Linked DNA regions of Homo sapiens: region 2 is linked to region 1. Evidence: read pairs that join two places in POLR2A ChIA-PET (ENCODE). Cell type or tissue: Caco-2. All regions are shown on one strand. Links, peaks and the distances in the headings refer to the core of each region. The heading gives the core; the rest is flanking DNA.

The links. ChIA-PET counts read pairs that join two places held together with the same protein. Peaks named below come from ENCODE experiments on the same cell type or tissue, not always from the same donor. Only the 100,000 strongest peaks of a DNase experiment are listed, where the experiment ranks them.
Region 2: POLR2A ChIA-PET joins it to region 1 with 5 read pairs; 3 of 35 experiments call an interaction of 5 or more read pairs at or near these places.

Annotation. Positions count from the first base shown.
Region 1 is chr12:6,315,505-6,318,406 of GRCh38, reverse strand. PLEKHG6 (pleckstrin homology and RhoGEF domain containing G6) reads right to left here. Exons shown (of 16, transcript NM_001384598.1): 5 at 2,758-2,853; 6 at 2,488-2,538; 7 at 2,003-2,152; 8 at 994-1,104; 9 at 711-860; 10 at 413-550; 11 at 1-106. Among named protein-coding and RNA genes, the nearest start is that of PLEKHG6, 6.3 kb to the right of the region's middle. In Caco-2, for the core only: no CTCF peak of the experiment used is centred there; a DNase peak (open chromatin) is centred at 1,287.
Region 2 is chr12:6,509,466-6,512,367 of GRCh38, reverse strand. It overlaps NCAPD2 (non-SMC condensin I complex subunit D2), which reads right to left. Exons shown (of 32, transcript NM_014865.4): 3 at 2,576-2,651; 4 at 2,235-2,293; 5 at 1,558-1,739; 6 at 1,116-1,258. It also overlaps SCARNA10. Among named protein-coding and RNA genes, the nearest start is that of NCAPD2, 17 kb to the right of the region's middle. In Caco-2, for the core only: no CTCF peak of the experiment used is centred there; no DNase peak of the experiment used is centred there.

The sequences.
Region 1 (2,902 bases), core at 137-2,636:
CCTCCTTCACTCGCACAGGCCCCTCCAGCAGCAGCTGTCTGGTGTGCTCAGATGCAACCCCCAGCATGGGGGACGTCAGGTCCAGGGTGGAGAATGGGCGCAGGTTCTGAGGGACACAGAGGGGAGGGGTCAGGGCGCTCGGCAGTCTGCCTGGACTTCCTGGCCAAGGGCGGCTCCTGGTTCTGCCACCAACACCTTTCTGTTTGTATCCTTCCCCCATGGGCTAGAGAAAGCCTCCCAGGGCCTCCTTTTTGCTCTTCTGACCTGTACCCCTTGGACTGTCACCACCAGGTAGGAATGATGGACACCCTTGTAGCACCCAAGTACGGGGTGTTCTGGCCTTGCAGCCCTCCCCTTCACCAGTATCCCTGGGACCTTGCTTTTCCTGGGTCCCTTCCCTTTGCCCTCTCACCTTCTCCACCTCATCACTGGGTGGCTCCAGCACCTCGTAGGGCCCGATGCGTTGTGCTGCAGCCGCCAAGCTCTCTTGCTCTTCGCCCTGGCGGACCTGCCCATTGATGTGTCGCAGGAATGACTCCACGGCTTCAATCTAGGTGGGGTTGGGGGTGTGGGAGGAGGGACGGCTCAGCCGTCCCCTCCCAACCAATGCCAGCCACAGCACAGCGCCACACTGTCACAGACACACTAAGAAAGAGACCCCCCTCCCAGTCCCCGATTCACCAGAGTCCCAGCCCCACTGGGGCACCTACCATGGCATTCAGGGCCTCTTGGGCTCGTGCCTCGGGGCTCCTCTTGAGCACAGCATGGAGCAGCAGTGGGTACTTGGTGATGCGCTGGTGGGGCTTGATAAGCAAGTCACAGAGCATCTGCCTCCCAGAGCGCTTGTGCTTCTCACACCACTGCAGGGAAGGTGGGTGGGGCTCAGGGTTTGCTCCCTCCTGCCCTGCCTAGTGGTGAACTCAGCCTCAGGCTCAGCTGGAGACCGGCCGGCTAAGATGCACCCGTCCCCCTCCCCAGCACCCCTTCTCCCACCTGCACGAAGGCATGGAAGAGAGGGTTAGTTTCTTGCTGTTCTCGGGCGTAAGCCATGGTCTGCTTCACTCGGAGGCAGTACTGGACATAGGGGTGGAACCGCTGGCCAAACTGGAGAGACAGATACGGGAGGTGGGGAGCAGGCATGGGGAGAAGGCCATGAATACAGGCTCTAGCTGCAGGACCCAGGAGCAGGTGAAGAGAGCCTCGCAGGGGCCCTTAGCCCAGCTCCTGACAGTCCCTCCCTCCCAGGATCCTCCCAGGAATGCTCTCGAGGCTACGCCCCTTTCTCTGGATTCCACGAAGGAGCCTGAGGTCCCGACACTGACCCAGAGCTCTCTGAGCTCCCTCTATCCACAGTGCTACTGGGGCCTGCTGCTCTGGACTTACTCTCCCACCATCGATAATTCAGCTGGACCGTTGTCAGGACATTGCAGATCCCATTTCACCCTGGGGGTGGGGTGGCGACCTAAGAGTTGGCTCAGAAGCCTTGCTCCTATGGAGGGGGTACCTAAGGCTCCCAGGGGCAGTACGCCTACCTCTCTACCCCACTGCAACTTTTTCCTGCAGGGCCCACATTTTCCTGGCTAGGTAACATTGTAGAAGAAAGTCGGATCCTAGGCCCTCTTGCTTTCTCTTGTCACTCTTCTCCGTGCCCCGGGTGCCTCCTGTGGCCTTTTACACCCACCCAGGTCCTCCTAAGGGTCCCCTCACTTAGGCCTCATTTGCTGCACCCAGCTTTTGTAGTTGATGGGAGCCAAGGTGTGACCCTTCTCTGAGACAGCTGCATTTTCATTTCATAAAGGCCTCCAGAAGAACAAGGAGCCTGTGGCACAGAGGTCAGACTTGTGGCATGAAGGGAGGAGGTGAGGTGATATTAGGGGTAGGGGCTGTGTCCTGCGGCCCCTCAAATCACAGAGATTTGCATACTGTGGGCATGCCCTACACACAGGACCCCCGAGGGCTCCGAGTCCTGCCCCATCCAGACACAGCCCTTCACAGGCCTCACCGTCAGGAAGCCACTTTGCAGACCAATGGGGTCCAGAGGCTGGCCCGAGGCCCGAGTCTCCTCCAGGGTGGGCCCCAGCACCTCATCCCAAAAGCTCCGGTGGGTTCGAATCAGGCTGGGGACATTTCCAAACAGGGTCTCAGCTGACACCTGGAGGAGGGAGCAGAGCTGAGCAGCACACTTTTGGAAGGTCCCCAGGGGTGGCACTGGCTGAGGAAAGGTGAGGACCTTAAGCTTGGACAGCAGGGGCGGGGGTGAAGAAGGATGAACTGGGCACTGGGCCTGGAAGATCTCAAGGATGTCAGTCTGAGAAATGGGGGGCCTGTGGCCTGCTTGGAGTCCCCAGTAACAGGGAAGTAGGGAGGGCAAGGCATCCCAAAAAACGGGGCAGTGGGAATTCAGACAGGGATGGCTGGAGGGCCCACCCTCATCCCCAGGCTCAGAGGTCGGGCTGTGCCAGGGTCCCCTCCTGAGCACCCACTCACTTCCATCAGCAGTCCCACTCGCTGCAGGTTCAGCAGGCCGGCGGCTAGCAGCTGCAGGGAGGGAGACGAGGGTCTCAGGACCCAGCGCAGCCCTTCAGTGTCGTCACCTCCCACCCCCCACCAACTTCAGTACTGCTGACCTATCTCCCTGCATCCCAGACTGGCCTGAAATCCTGCCCCTCCCTCCCCCAGTGACCTGCCTTCCAGTCTGGGAGGATGGGGGCTCATGCAGGGAAGATGGGGCCGGGGCTGGGGCTGAGGGGGGCTCACATCAGTCATGATCTTGAGCTTTCTCACGTAGATCAGCTCGGTGGTCAGGAGCTCCCACAGGGCCTCCTGTTGGTGGCAGAGCTCCTGGCTCATCTCCTGGGGTGGGGAGAATGCTGGTTCAGTTGGGGAATGATAATTAGAATGG
Region 2 (2,902 bases), core at 322-2,821, 190 kb before region 1:
GTCACCATCTCAAAGAAGTCTTACTAGAGTAGCTTGTCTGTCTGTTTGTCTGTCTGTCTATCTATCTATCTATCTTTTTTTTTTTTTTTTTTTTTGGAGATGGAGTCTTGCTCTGTTGCCCAGGCTGGAGTGCAGTGGCGCGATCTCAGGTCACTGCAAGCTCCACCTCCCGGGTTCACGCCATTCTCCTGCCTCAGCCTCCTGAGTAGCTGGGACTAGAGGCGCCCGCCACCATGCCCGGCTAATTTTTTTTTGTATTTTTAGTAGAGACGGGGTTTCACCGTGGTCTCGATCTCCTGACCTCGTGATCCACCTGCCTCAGCCTCCCAAAGTGCTGGGATTACAGGCGTGAGCCACCGCGCCTGGCCCTATCTATTTTTTTTGAGACGGGATTTTGCTCTTGTCGCCCAGGATGGAGTGCAATGGTGCGATCTCAGCTCATTGCAACCTCCCTCTCCCAGGTTCAAGTGATGCTCCTGCCTCAGCCTCCCAAGTAGCTGGCATTACAGGCACACACCACCATGCACAGCTAATTTTCATATTTTTTTAGTAGAGACAAGGTTTCACCATGTTGGCCAGGCCGGTCTTGAACTCCTGACCTCAGGTGATCCACTCGCCTCGGCCTCCCAGAGTGCTGGGATTATAGGCGTGAGCCACCGCACCGGGCCTAGAGTAGCTGATTTAAAATCACAACCTTCTTCCATCAAACTTATTTTACTTATTTTAAAAATAGACTTCTGGCTGGGCGTGGTGGCTCACACCTGTAATCCCAGCACTTTGGGGGGCCAAAGCAGGGAGATCACCTGAGGTTAGGAGTTCAAGACCAGCCTGGCCAACATGGCAAAACCCGTCTCTATTAAAAATACAAAAATCAGCTTGTGGTGGCGGGCACCTGTAATCCCAGCTACTCGGGAGGCTGAGGCAGGAAAATTGCTTGAACCCAGGAGGTAGAGGCTGCAGTGAGCCGAGATTGAACCACTGCGCTCCAGCCTGGGCGACAAGAGTGAAGCTCTGTCCCCCCACAAAAAAAAAACAAAACCAAAAAAACGGCATATCTATCAACAGAGCCTCACTCTCACAGCTCAGTATTATCTGTAGCCATCCTCCCTACCCACCTGACAAATTCTTCTTCAATTATTGAGTGGTTCCACAGGTGACGGATGTCCAACTGAAGTAGCTGTGTTAAAAGCTGAAGAATTGGTTGCCTCTCTTCTTCCCAGTCAAAGCCATGGGCTGCCTTGGTCCGAGCTTTCTTACCCTAAAAAGGATCATGTATACATTGAGGAAAAAATAAGGGAAAAAAGTGGGTCAAGATCTGTCAGTCTGAGTGCCCAAACAATCTAGTACCAAGACAACATAGAAGGTAATACGGAAGAAATATTACAAGTTCCACAGCGCTACTTGTCCAGGAAGAAAACGTGTGACACTTTTGAGTTCTTTCTCCTAAATTCTCAATGAGGACAGAAAGGATTTGTGGATCATTGGATTCCCTTCTTTTCCATCTATTCCCCTATCTCCCCAGACCCCATATAACGTGAGCCCAAAACTCCAAATTACCTTCCCACCAAGGTCCAGGTCCACAAGGTTTGTCTGGCTGGCCATGGTCTCAAAGGATTCCAGGAGACGTATCAGAGCATAACAGTTCATTTTGAGGGCATTTAGATGGGCGTTTCTATCTGATCCACTCAAAGTTGTATCATCCAGGATAGCTGGAAGCTCCTGGGAGTGGCGGGATACCACTGTGAGGGGCAGAATCTTGGAGTCAGTTTCACTCACTTCTTTCATATACCCCAACTTCAAAACACCCAGCACTTGCAGCCATCAGATTACCAAAGATCTGTGTTTCATCTCTCAGTGGCCATAACACAAGCTAAGTCCTTTAGGACCCTTGGCCCTGATACCCTGAACATGCCCTGTTCCTACTCTCTCACTCCAGTTACCACAATTTCTCTCCAGCAACTGGAAGAATCACCCCTATTAAAAAGAGGTAGCTCAAAAGTAGGAAAAAGTTCTTGTTGGTCTGCCCTTACAGTGAACACACATAACTCTGTATCGCCCACCAAGATTACAGACCTTTAACAGGCCAAAGGTCCCTGGGCTTAGCCAAACCAACTGAATCACAACAGCCTTGATATCATCATGTGGCTGACAAAATGTAGGAAAAACAAACAAACAGACAAACAAACAAACGATAACAAACACCTTCCATCCCCTACCCCCTGACCCATAAACACCTTTTATCAGGAATTGCAGAGTATCTTCTTTGAGGCCAGGATCTATACTTCGAAAGTGACTATGAGGGAAAGAAAGTGTGGGGGTGAGACAGGAAGGAGCCTGCAGAGCCCCTTCTAACAGATCAGATCTAACCCGTGGAATCGAATGTTTAAAAATACACGTGAAATTGTTCAACTGAATAAATACGGTGGCAAGCTGGGTACATGCTCATCAGTAGAGATATCAATATCCAGAGGCATTTATCAGTGAACCTATAACTTGGAATTTCAGGACTAACATGCACAGTTAGGACAAACAGTCACCAGTTCTTTTTAAAGTACCAGTTGGGTGTTTCACTTACTGCAAAATGCTGTAGATAGTATCAAAGTGCTGCAGCATAGCCAGGGGCCCCTGAGCTCGAAAGGCAGCCTGAAAAGCTATGAAGATGGAAAAAACAAATCAATTTGGAGGGAAGAGAAACCTTTTCAGTAAATTCTATCCATGGCAGAAAACTAGGTTTATTGCTTTTATTGGTAGAATCACAAAAAAGAGACAAACAGTTCACTTCAATGTAACCTATAATGACGATGAGAGCCGGGCATGGTGGCTCACGCCTGTAATCCCAGCACTTTGGGAGGCTGAGACGGGTGGATTACCTGCGGTCAGAAGTTGAGACCAGCCTGGCCAA